Regions from separate parts of the Homo sapiens genome. Here region 1 is linked to region 2. Evidence: chromatin contacts called from ENCODE Hi-C data. All regions are on one chromosome and are shown on one strand. The core of a region is the stretch at or near the end of the contact, and the rest is flanking DNA. Distances in the headings are between cores, read along the strand shown. Region 1 holds the start of MMEL1 (membrane metalloendopeptidase like 1). Region 2 holds the start of PRKCZ-AS1 (PRKCZ antisense RNA 1).

The links. Hi-C counts contacts between places; a loop is a spot of excess contacts on that map. Pooled maps may share reads with other maps.
Region 1: a loop to region 2 is called in a pooled map, with 2.6 times the contacts of the local background. The contact joins the promoter of MMEL1 here to the promoter of PRKCZ-AS1 in region 2. A Hi-C loop is called at or near these places in 7 of 168 maps with a recorded cell type or tissue (B cell, aorta, cardiac septum and 4 more), 10 of 37 single-sample maps with no recorded cell type and 25 of 50 pooled maps.

The regions. Positions count from the first base shown.
Region 1 is chr1:2,628,224-2,634,628 of GRCh38, forward strand. It overlaps MMEL1 (membrane metalloendopeptidase like 1), which reads right to left and starts at 4,793. Exons shown (of 24, transcript NM_033467.4): 1 at 4,643-4,793; 2 at 1,108-1,298. The coding sequence starts at 1,261. It overlaps MMEL1-AS1 (MMEL1 antisense RNA 1), which reads left to right and starts at 533. Exons shown (of 3, transcript NR_183343.1): 1 at 533-680; 2 at 4,279-4,452. RefSeq lists a silencer at 1,047-1,341 and an enhancer at 2,523-3,023.
Region 2 is chr1:2,181,299-2,187,091 of GRCh38, forward strand. PRKCZ-AS1 (PRKCZ antisense RNA 1) reads right to left here and starts at 2,577. Exons shown (of 2, transcript NR_146290.1): 1 at 2,273-2,577; 2 at 496-1,443. PRKCZ (protein kinase C zeta) reads left to right here. Exons shown (of 18, transcript NM_002744.6): 17 at 3,285-3,400; 18 at 3,624-4,097. The coding sequence ends at 3,711. It also overlaps a transcript of FAAP20 not described here.

The DNA of each region.
Region 1 (6,405 bases), core at 3,543-6,042, 450 kb after region 2:
CCTAGAGGGCCAGGGGCTGCGGTCTGGGCAGCAGCCACACTGTACAGTGGCCAGCCATGCAGCCCCGGGCCGGGACGCCCTGCACATCCACAGGCAGCACCCACTTCTGCTTCACAGACACAGCCTCCCGCAGGGGTGGAGGGATGGTCCCAGGCAGTGCGCAGGGCTCCAGACATGAGGGGGCATTCTAGTAACACAGGCTGAGGCGCCCCATTGTTGGACCTGGGGTGCGAGGTCCGCCATGAGCTCTGAGTCCGGTGCCTGCCACGGTGGGAGCGCCCTACGCACCTGCCCCGGGGGTGAGCATTGCTCCCCGATGTGTGCGCGCTGCCCGGTCTCAGAGGGACCAGGGCTGTGCCTGCGGAGGGGCTGGCAGGGGCGGCTGGAAGGTGACCAGGTCTACGGGTGCCTGGGAGCCCCTGAACCAAGAGGGGAGATCAAGGGAGGGGCCGGCGTGGGGGCGGGGGGAGTGTTCCCGGGACAGCCGGGGGCGGGGGGAGTGTTCCCGGGACAGCCCGAGGTTCCAGCGAGCAGCCCTGGCCACGCCTTTGTCTCCGTGGGACCCCAGACTGGCCCCTTCCCGCCGTGGTCCCGTGACCTGACCCGGCCTTGAGCGGGGCGGGGGCGGCAGGACCCTCAGGTCTCTCCGCAGGATGGCAGCGGGGGAGTGAGGCAGCCAGGTGAGCCCGGGCGGCGGGAGGGACACGGACGCCGGTGGTCCCCAGCCGGGGCTGCGCGGCCAGGCAGGGAGGGGGTGGGCGGAGGGGCGGGCGACGGGTCTGCGCCCCCCACCCTCCGGGAGTCCGGCGGAGGCGGAGGCGGAGGCGGAGGCGGGCGGGTGCGGAGCTGCAGAAGCAGCGCGCGGGAGTCGGGGCCGGGGCAGAGCTTTCTGGAAGGGACCGCGGGCTCCCTGCAGGTCAGTGCCCCTCCCGCCGCCTCTGAGTCCGCAGCTCGGCCCCGGGAGCCCCTGGGTGCCCAGTGCAGACCCACCTGCCCCATCTGACGGGCGGGCTCGGGCTGGGGGCAGGCGGACCCTGCAGCAGGTGCAGCGGGGCGAGCGCGGAGAGCGGGCACGGGGACAGGCGGGGGCGGGGCACCCGCACTCACCTCTGCGGTCGGCGTAGAGGACACCCAAGGCCACCAGGGCAGCGGTCACCAGCAGCAGCAGCAGCAGCAGCCCCCCCTCCAGGAACCCCGGGCGCTTCTGCCCTGCACGGCCGGCGCTCTCCACCATCCCCACTGGGCCTTCGGACTTCCCCATCAGCAGGGCTCTGGACGGGAGAGCACCGCGGAGGAACCTGCAGGCCCAGGGCAGGGGAGAGGGGAGAGGGGCGTGGAGCTCCCCGAGCCCGGCCCGAGGCTGGAAGGGCCGGATGCTGGCTGGGAGCGGGCGCTGGGTGCCTTTGGAACACTCTTCCCGTCTCCCTCTCCAAGCTCACAACCCTGGGTGACTGGGTCCCGGGACTTTCCACACTACCCCTGGGCCGGAATCTCTGAGTGCATGGAGGTTCTAGGACTGGGATGCTCCCAGCTTGGGGTCGCAAGCTGGACCCAGGAGGCTCAGCTCCTGTGCTGTCAAGGGACTCCTGTAGTGGAGCCCCCCCCCTGGGCTGCTCATGCTGGTTGTCTTGGAGCTGTGGGCCTGAGCGCTAGGTCAGGGACGCTGTCGGGGAGGCCACTTGGGCTTCTGGGCTCCCAGCCCACCTTTCCTGTTGAAGCCCAGAAGCCAGTGATGGGCGACACCAGAACAGTAGGTACCCACACAGGCGGTGACTACGTGGGCCAGGAAGGGATCTGCAGGGCCAGGCAGGCTTGAGTCTCAACCCTGGCAGCCACCTGGCTGGTGTGCAGCTCTGGTCGTCCCCTGACCCTGTTACTATGGAGGGGACACCTTCTGGAGCCAGCAGGGCAGTGGGCAGCACTTGAAGACACACACGGCTGGGCACAGGCTGCTGCTGTAGGCAGGACAGGGAGCTGGGCAGGAAGGGTTGGGGCACAGGACACTGGACTCAGGAGGCTCCCAAGTCTGCGTGCTCCAGTGTGCGTGTATGTGTGGGAGTGTGAACCTGAGTGTACACATGTGTGCAAATGAGTGTGTGCATGTAGTTGGGCGTGTGCATGTGTATGACTGTGCGTGTGTGCATATGTTCTGATGTATGATCGTGTACACACACGTGTGCACATGTTCTGGTGTGTGCATGTGCATGACTGCATGAGCGTGAACGTGTGTGTGCGCTCTGGTGTGTGCATGTGTGTGTGTGCACGTGTGTGCGTGTGCTCTCGTGTGTGCGTGTGCATGATTGCGTGGATATGCACTGTCTACGCTCATGTGTGCATGTGTGTGACTGTGAGTGAGTGTGCACGTGTGTGTCCTCGTGTGTGCATGTGTGTGACTGCACGTGTGTGCCTGTGCTCGCGTGTGTGCGTGTGCATGATTATGTGTGCGGATATGCACGTGTGTGCGTGTACACTCGTGTGTGCACGTGTGTGACTGTGTGATTGTGCACGTGTGCGTGTGCTCTCATGTGTGCATGTGCATTATGTGGATATGCACGTGTGTGCCTGAGTGTGCACGTGTGTCCTCTCGTGTGTGCGTGTGCATGATTATGTGCGTGGATATGCACCTGTGTGCGTGTACTCTCGTGTGTGCATGTGTGTGACTGTGCATTGTGTGCGTGTGCTCTTGTGTGTGCATGTGCATGATTGTGTGCGTGGATATGCACGTGTGTGCGTGTACGCTCGTGTGTGCACGTGTGTGACTGTGATTGTGCACCTGTGCGTGTGCGCTCATGTGCATGTGCATGATTGTGTGTGTGGGTGTGCACGTGTGTGCGTGTGCTCTGGTGTGTGGCTGTGCATGTCTGTGTGTGTGTGCACATATGTGAGCACATGCATGGATGTGCACATCCCTCGCTGGCACTCGGAGCCCTGCTGGGAAGTTGCCCGGTCCTAGGGAAGCGGCTGGGTGCTTTGGCCTTCCAGCACTTTCAGTCGTCACACGCAATCACACACCTGCTGTGCTGAGCCCCAGCTTAGCCCTGTACCAGGCAGGGCGGATAATGTGGGAGCAGCGAAAGGAAGCCAGGCCCAGTCCTGCCTGTGGGTGGGTCAGGGACTGGCTGCTGAGACTGCCAGCACCTGGGCTAAATGTGCTTCCGCCCCCCTGTACCCCACCGCCCCCCTGCTGTGGACTTTGCCTGAGTTCTGTCCCTGACTCCCTGGGAGATCCTAGATGTCCCTTAGCCTGTCTGGGCAACACCCTGCAAAGGTGGCTGGGCCAGCTCATTTCAGCGACTCCTCCAGAGATCCCTGACCTCTGGCTGTGTGAGGAGCGGGGACGGGGACCTGGACCTCACTCCTCTCCTCCAGGTCCCTCGCTCCTCCCTTCCTGTCCCCTCAGCCACCTCTCTCAGTCCCTGGCTCTGTGAACCGCAGCGTTCATGCATCCACACACCCTCAGATGCTTCCTTTGACGCCCTCTGCTGTGCCCCTAGACACCCCTATCCCGCCACTGGCTGAAGCTGGACTTTGGAGCCATCTGCCTCCCTTGCCTGCGTCCACACCCCGCGCCAGTCCTCAGCCTCCAAGCCCATCTCAGTCGGACCCTTTCTCATTCCTGCCACTCGCTGCCTGTTCCAGGCCCCACCAATCACCTCCCCCTGAGGGGTCTGTCTCACCCACTGATCCCCACCACAGGGGCCCAGGGGCCTGTAACTAGAATCAGAGGCCGTCACTCCCTGGCCCCTGGTAGCCAAACCCTTGGAGGAAGAGCCGGGCCTTGCCCTGATGTCAGGACCCTCTTTGGCCCTCCTCCCCTCTCACTATGCCCTCCCCTTACCCTCAGGCAGGCCCACCAGGTTTCTCCCCCCACCCTCCCCACCCACCCAGGCAGGCCTCCCAGATTCCTGCCAAGCTCCCCTTCCCAGTGGGGCCTTCCTTGGCTCGGCCTCGGGTTCAACTCGGGGAGCCCCAGCCCCTCCCCTGCTCTGTGTCTCTCCAGGGACTCCCAGCTCCACCTCCACATCTCCTCGATACTTCTGCAGCCCCCTGGGAACGTCAGCTCCACGGGCAGGGGCACCCTCTGTGGGGGCCGCTTCACCTAGACTGGCACCCCCACCCCAGAGACCTCGGTCATTATCTGTTGGGTGAATGAATGAATGAATGATGAATGAATGGATCAATCATTTGGACAAGTCTGAGCTCAGCTTCCACGAACTTCTTTCTTTGGTCAGAATTAATGAATCTGCTCCTGCGTCCTGAATTCATTCTGTCCTGCAGGTATCCACAGACGGCTCCATGTGCCCCACGGCACACACAAAATAAACACCTTCAAATTGAGCCAAGTACCCGGGGCAGGTGTGGAGTGTCTGCTGAGGCGAAGGCACTGCGGCTCCCTGGGGACACTCGTGGCCTCTCCAGGTTACTACAGATGGGGGACAGCGGGTCCTTTGGGTAAGATAAACCGTATGCCAGAGGGGGCTGCCTGCCCTGGCACAGGCGAGACTGCACACAGGACGCCCTGCCCAGCCTCCTGAGAAAGGGGCTGAGCGCCTGGAGAGGGTTTCAAGGCCCAGGAGAGGGCCTGGAGAGGGTTTCAAGGCCCAGGAAAGCAGGCCGGGTACCTTCCTTCAGCACAACTCACCTTTGCTCACTCAGGAGTGGCTGCCGCCCACAGTCAGGCCCCTGGAGACTGGGTCCCAGTGGGTTGGAGTTGGGGTGAGCTGGGCCAAGTGGGTGGATTTCCAGGGACTGGGATGGGAGAGCAGTGGCTTGGGGCTGAGTTGAGGCTGCCTGAAGGCTTCTGGGCCTCCTTTGTGATGCAGGCATGGGCTCCCTGGAGGCGGTGACTCCTGCTCACAGTCAGGAGGTTCCACTGGGGGTGTGGCATGGGGGGAGGGGCTGAGGGCAGCTTCTTGGCACCCGGGCTGCCCTGCCTCATGGGTGCCCTTCTCAGGGCCTCTGGCCCCGCCTCCCAAGCCGCCCTCCTTCCTTGCTTCTGTCTCCTGACCTTTCAGTCCAAAGGGGCCCCAGGGGCTGCTGGGAGGAAGGTCAGGCCCTTGTCCTACTCCACACCCTCTGCTCTGCCCCTAACCACCCGGTGGGGGGTTACAAAGGCCCCACCCTGGGTGTTCTTTCTCTTCAATCTCCAAGGAGGATGGTGGGTTCTGGGGATCTTGCCAAGGTGCAAGGGGAAGGGGTGGTCCTGAAGGGGGTGGGCGCTGGCTGCCAGGAGGGTCCCACCCAGAGATACTAGCCTGGGTTTGGCTGCTTCCCTCTGCCCACAGAAAACTCATGAGGTTCAGACCTCAAGCTACAGAGGGTGGGCAGCCCTGGCCGGGGAGCTGGCAGAAGGGCTCTGTGGCTTCTGAAGGGTTCGCAGTGATCAGAGTGTGAGCCCTGCACCCAGCCCTGCTTGCGGACGGGGGTTCTGGGCAGAGCAGTCTCTGTCTGATTCTCCAGGCCTGATGAGGTTTCTAGCTTCTGTTTCAGAATCCCCAGAACGAGTCCTCCTGCCCAGGCCTTGGGCATGTGTCAGGGCATCTGGGCAGGGCTGGGCCACAGAGCTAGGGGTCCCACGGCAAACTGCTCCTCACGGCCGCCCCGGCCAGGTCTCCCACGCTGAGTGCTGTTGGAAGCTTTGTCTATGGCCCTTTAGGTTGGCCAGGCCCTGGGAGGAGAAAGGCTTCGAGCTGCAGCCAGGCTGGGATCAGATCCCAGACACCACCCTGAGCCCGGGAAGTCTCTCCCTGGGGCCCGCTGGCTGTCCTAGCAGCCCCCTGCCATCACGCCCAGCAACCAGCCCAGGAGCTGCAGTCTGGCCTCAGGCTGCCTGGGTTGCTGGCCCAAATGGAAACAATGTCAAGGCCAGCCAAGCAGGAAGCTGGGACCGCCCTTTCTGGGGAGCTGGGAGTGGGCCAGGGTCCAGCCTGGCTGGAGGCTCCTGCTATGGGGAGAGGCCAGAGCCTTTCCGAGCCCACCTGCCCGACAGCCCTGGTGCCAGCAGGCCCTTTCTGGATGTCACAGTGTTCTTGTCTCTAAGGTACAAATCCACAGAGGGAGAAACAGATGCAGGGGCCTGGCCTACTCTCAGCAGGGGCTCCCTGGACTCTGAACCGACTCCCCAAGGCTGGCCCTGTGCATGCTCCTCCTTCCCGAACCCCAGGCCTGTCCAGCCCAGCAGCCCCCAGCCTGGCCCAAGGCCACCTGGTGACCTGGGCTGCCAAACTTGGGACCCCTTATTCCCAGGTTCTCCCTACTTCTAGGTGACAGCAGGAGGCTTGGGTCCTAGCCTGGCACCTGCCAGACAAGAGAAACTGGGAAAGGAGGCTAAAGGCCAAGGAGGCTGCAGACCCCGAGACCTACCCCGGTCACTGGACACTCACAGATTTGCAGGTGCCCAGGGCA
Region 2 (5,793 bases), core at 1,327-3,826:
AGGCTATTTCTCAGATGTCCCTTCAGAACTAGAGCCCTTGGGCCCCCAGCCCCATTGACACGGAACGGGCCCCCTGTTGTATCTCAGGTCACTGCTGTGGTTGCAGCCACAGGGGCAACACCTGTTACTGCCACAGCGTCCGACCTGGGGCCAGCGTGCATTCAAACGCACTGCTCTGAGAGGCCAGGACGTCCATGGGTTGGGCGCAGGGGGCGGCGGTGGGAAAAGGTGTCAGGCACCATGGGTCCCGACCTGGAGCCCACGTGCCAGCTGCAGAGATGGGCACTGAAGGCTTTTGAGCAAGAGGAGGAGGTAACGCTGGCCCCTGGGGATGCTGTCAGGGAAACTGAGGCAATCTTGAGCCCTCGGAGCAGAGAACGGGCTGGGCCAGGGGCTGGAGGACCCTGGGCCAGCTCCAGCTGGGTCCTGCTCTGTTCCCACCCCTGCTGCTTATTAAACCCTTGTAAAGCAGCACAGGACTAAGGTAGGGAAAGTACTTTAGGAAATGCCCCTTTTTCACATTTTATCGGCAGGTGTTTCATACAAAGAATACAAGTAACTGATGAATGAAGGGGGCATCTTGTGTCCCCACAATCCTGCTGTGCGCACACCACAGGTGAGCCGTTCTGCCTAAGGGAACAGCCCCGGCCCCTCCCTCCGGCTCCTCCCCAGCACCGTCTCCTCCACCCAGTGGCCTGGCCGTGGATGCTGCCTGTGGCCCAGCTTTGAGACACCGCCCTGACACGTGTCCAGCCTTACGTGGAAGGATTTGTCTGTTTTGTGGCATCCTAGTAGATGCCACGTTAGTAGATGCCATGTTAGTAGAATGGATGTGGGCATTTCTTTGTAAGTTCCCAAAAGCCTATGAGGGTTTTTTCCACGATTCCGTTCCCAGTTTGGCTTTTGTTGTTGTTGTGGCTGTTCTTGGCCCCCCTGGGCCCTGCAGTGGAGTGGGGGGCTGCACCTGGGAGCCTCGAGCTGAGGCCCAGCCCCTCCTGCCCTGCATTTTCCTGCCAAGCAGCACCTGAGACTCTGAAGCCGATGCCTATACAGGCAGAAACCTGCCAATTCCAGCTTGAACGACTGGAGGGTCCTGAGGATGGGGGTCCCTGGGGTGCCATCATGGGCAGGGTGCATCTGTTTGGGTATGCTGCCCCCCAGCTGGCGGGGCACCGGGGACAGGCACAGCCACACTGGGGGCATTTCTGGTCTTGGAAGCCTTCTTGGCTCTTCCGGAGGGAAGGCGGCTGCTGGGTGCCCTGTGATCCACCCGCGAGCTGGGCTGTTCGGCTTGGTCTGCAGGGGCTGGGGGGCTGCATTTCTTTTCACCAGCTGCACCCACCCGGCCCCATCCTGGCTGGCACCGAAGGGAGCAGCGCGCCGTGACATCCTCCCCTCAAGCCTGGTGAATGGTGGTTCCATGAGGCTGGAGTCAGTGGGTGCCTGTTGTGACAGCTGGATTTCAGTGTTGGTACAGGAGCACACACCTAAGGGGCGGGCCAGTGAATGAGTGTGCGAGGGTGGGCTAGAGAACGAGCAAGGGAATGAGAGAGAGTGGGTTAGAGAGTGAGTGAGCCAGTGAATGAGTGAGTGAGCAGGAGTGGGTTAGAGAGCGAGGGAGTGAGTGAATGAGTGGGCTAAAGAGGGCCGGGCGCGGTGGCTCACGCCTGTAATCCCAGCACTTTGGGAGGCCGAGGAGGGCAGATGATCTGAGGTCAGCAGTTCGGGAGCAGCCTGGTCAACATGGTGAAACCCTGCCTCTACTAAAAATACAAAAACAAAATTAGCCAGGCGTGGTGGCGGGCGCCTGTACTCCCAGCTACTCAGAAGGCTGAGGCGGGAGAATGGTGTGAACCTGGGAGGTGGAGCTTGCAGTGAGCCGAGATCGTGCCACTGCACTTCAGCCTGGGAGACAGAGCGAGTCTCAAAACAAAAACAAAAAACAAAATTAGCTGGGCATGGTGGTGCATGCCTGTAGTCCCGGCTACTCAGGAGACTGAGGCAGGAGAATAGCTTGAATCGGAGTCAGAGGTTGCAGTGAGCCGAGATCGCGCCACTGCACTCCAGCCTGGGCAACAGAGCAAGACTCCATCTCAAAAAAAAAGTGGGCTAGAGAGTGAGTGAGTGAATGAGTGAATGGGAGTGGGTTAGCGAGGGAGTGAGAGGGTGAATGGGAGTGGGTTAGAGAGGGAGTGAGAGGGTGAATGGGAGTGGGTTAGAGAGTGAGGGAGTAAGCGAGTGAATGTCTCTTGGTGCTGCTGTAACAGAATACCTGAGCGAGCCTGGGTAATTTCTAGGGAGCAGAGTTCTTTCCCAGCTGTGGAGGTTGGGAGTCCAGGGTCATGGTGCCAGCAGGCTTGGTGTCTGGTGAGGCCTGATCTCTGCTTCCAAGATGGCGCCCAAACACTGCATTCCCCGGAGGAGAGAGGGGAGGAAGGCCACGTGTCCACATGGCAGAAGGCAGAGAGGAATCCATGCCCAAGCTGTCTTGACAGCTACAGGAGTTTGTCTGTGAGGGCGGGGCTCCCATCAGGTTCCACCTCTCTACACTGTTGCTCTGGGGAATGAGTTTCTCACTGTGAATCTGGGGGGCACATTCAGACCCTATTGTGGGTGAGTGGGAGAGCATGGCTGTGTCACTGGGACAAGTGGCCATGAGTCGGGGGAACTGAGGGGTTTTCAGTGTCCTCACCCGTATGTGTTGTGGCACCTGTGCCAGGCACCAGCGTTCTGCCCTCCCCGGCACAGGCGCATCACCGAGTCCCAGGCCCGCCTGCTGGGCATTTTCCTGCCAAGCAGCACCTGAGATTCTGAAGTCGATGCCTGGATAGGCAGAAATGGGCCGGCAGGAGGCTCCTGACAGACGGGTCTGTGCAGTGCCAGCGCAGGCAGGGTGCTGTGGCCAGGTCCTACACCTTTATGGTCAGGGTTCCAAGACGTCATGAGACGGCTTGTTCAGCCAGTTAGTTGTCGGTGCCCCTCTGAACAAGGACCCCCCCAAGGAAGGGGGTGGCCTCGCATGGGTGGCTGGGGATCCTGCTCCGTCCCACATGTGGCCAGCATGGCCGACACTGGCATTTCTCAGCTCGACAACAATTTTTCTGACTTTGGATATTTTCTAGATTTTGTGTTGTAAGAAAAAACACTTGGCAGTCAAATACTAGGCAGATTGAAATGCTGACTTTCTCACTGTTTCATTTTGTGATTGAAGTGCGTGCAAAACACTCAATCTGGTAGGGATGATGCCCGCGCGGAGCTGACCCTTCTCCTATTGTTTTTCCAAGCTGGAGAAGAAGCAGGCGCTCCCTCCATTCCAGCCACAGATCACAGACGACTACGGTCTGGACAACTTTGACACACAGTTCACCAGCGAGCCCGTGCAGCTGACCCCAGACGATGAGTGAGTCCCACTGGGTGCGGGTCCCTGGAGCACCCCTCGGGCAGCCCCATGGCAGGCCGGCACCTTGGGCAGCTGGTGACCCAGCCTGCCCTTGAGTCCCACCCGCCTGGTGTCATCTCTCCAGTGGGCGTTGGGGGAGGATTCTTATGCGAACGTGACTCCGCTTCCCCCAAGGGAATGAACACACGGTCACCCCCCTCCCCCCTGCCACCTTTGCCCACAGGGATGCCATAAAGAGGATCGACCAGTCAGAGTTCGAAGGCTTTGAGTATATCAACCCATTATTGCTGTCCACCGAGGAGTCGGTGTGAGGCCGCGTGCGTCTCTGTCGTGGACACGCGTGATTGACCCTTTAACTGTATCCTTAACCACCGCATATGCATGCCAGGCTGGGCACGGCTCCGAGGGCGGCCAGGGACAGACGCTTGCGCCGAGACCGCAGAGGGAAGCGTCAGCGGGCGCTGCTGGGAGCAGAACAGTCCCTCACACCTGGGCCCGGGCAGGCCAGCTTCGTGCTGGAGGAACTTGCTGCTGTGCCTGCGTCGCGGCGGATCCGCGGGGACCCTGCCGAGGGGGCTGTCATGCGGTTTCCAAGGTGCACATTTTCCACGGAAACAGAACTCGATGCACTGACCTGCTCCGCCAGGAAAGTGAGCGTGTAGCGTCCTGAGGAATAAAATGTTCCGATGATGTGGAAGCTCCTCTGATGCCTTTTTTCCGTGAGTGGCGCCTGCCCCACATCTCAGACGCAACCCACACGTAGGGGGGCAGCTTAGGAGCCAGCGGGACACAGGTGGGGGCGGGAGTTGAAGTACCTGTGGGGACACACCGCAATCAAGAATTGTTTCCTAAAAACCCCGGTAAGTTCCTGTTGTTCTTCCTGCAGAGTGTGTCCCAGCCGCTGTGGTCTAGGGTGAAGTGACACCTTAAGCAGATGGCAGCTGGGCCAGCCAGCTCACTGGACCGATGGGGGAAATTGGATCATAGAGATTCTAAAACGTGGCCCACCAAAGCACAGTAGACCAAAAAAGAGAAAAAACTGAACACTAAATCTGCACAAATCATTTCTGACCACACTAAGCAGTGCCTGCACGATGCCTCGTGCGACGCATTTGATTTTTGGAAGATATTCTTATCTGTCACACAGCACTGAGAGTTAGGGAAAACTAAAAGATGTGCATGTGACGGACCCCAGCCTTAAAGTTGAACGTGATGACCCTACAAACACCCAGAAACACAGGCACTCTTCCCAGCGGCGCGGACCTCCTGCTCCCGGGAACACACCCGCGCTCTCCGTCCACCCACCCCTCAGGTGAAGGCACAGCTGTCCAGAGCTGAGGCTTCCTAGAGGCAGGGCTGCCAGCTGCCAGGTGTCAGGTGTGGCAGAGCCGTCTTCTGAGCTCCCTGGGAGAGGGGGTCGCGCCACCTCATGCCTCTGAGTGAGGCCTGGTGCACAGGTGTGGAAATTGCCACGCAGCCCTCTTGGCCAGGCGCAGAGACCCCAGGCCTCCATGACTCAGGGGCCGCTCCACCCCATTGTGCGGCTGGTGGCTTGGGGAAGAGAGACGTAAAACCCCAAGTTAGGAGGTCTGTGCCGCGCCTTGCCTTGCCTCAAGGTCATCCCCAGCAGGTGAGCGTGGCCCACCCTACACACTCAGGTTTCTCAGGGTGCCACTCCGTGCCTGGCGCTCAGCACGACATGGTGGATTCACACCCAAGCCCCAGGTGCCAGGACAAGAATGCCAGCGCTGGGCATACTGCCGGCCCATTCCCCCCGGCCCGAGACCCTGGACACCCGCCCCCCCCCGGCCAGCTCAGGCTTCTAGGTGGAATGTGGAGACGGGTTTCAGCCACACTCCCAACCTTAGCTGTTGAGACTCAACTCCAAAGACGGAAAGTTAGAAACCCCAGGGCAGAGTCCAGGAGCCGACCTGGGTCTCACACAGGTGTCCCAGACCAGCGTGGGGATGCCCAGGTGGCCAGGCCCAGCCTGCGGCCGCTGAAGTTACACCTGCCGGGTGAGTAGGGCTGCCGGGACCCCACCTTGAGTGGGAGACCCCCAGTGTATCCCAGAAGTGGTTAACAAGCAAACTGCTTTCCATGAGCCTCCTTGATTTGTTAAATATTGAAGGCACTTACCTAAATACTGCCGTGTTGCCAGTAGCGTGCCGGTTACCAGTTTGGCCGTTCTTGTACACAATATGTGAGTAATGCTGTGCTCATCAGAGGGGAGACTTTTATATTCAGTAATTTGTTTTATAAATTAAAGTGAAGGATGTATTGAAGTGTGGTTTGAAAAATCCTGATATTTGCTAATGGCTCCGGTCACGACGGTGTCTTTTGGAAGTGGTTCTCGAAAACTCTGGTGACTTGGGGGCTGCACAGTGGGCCTG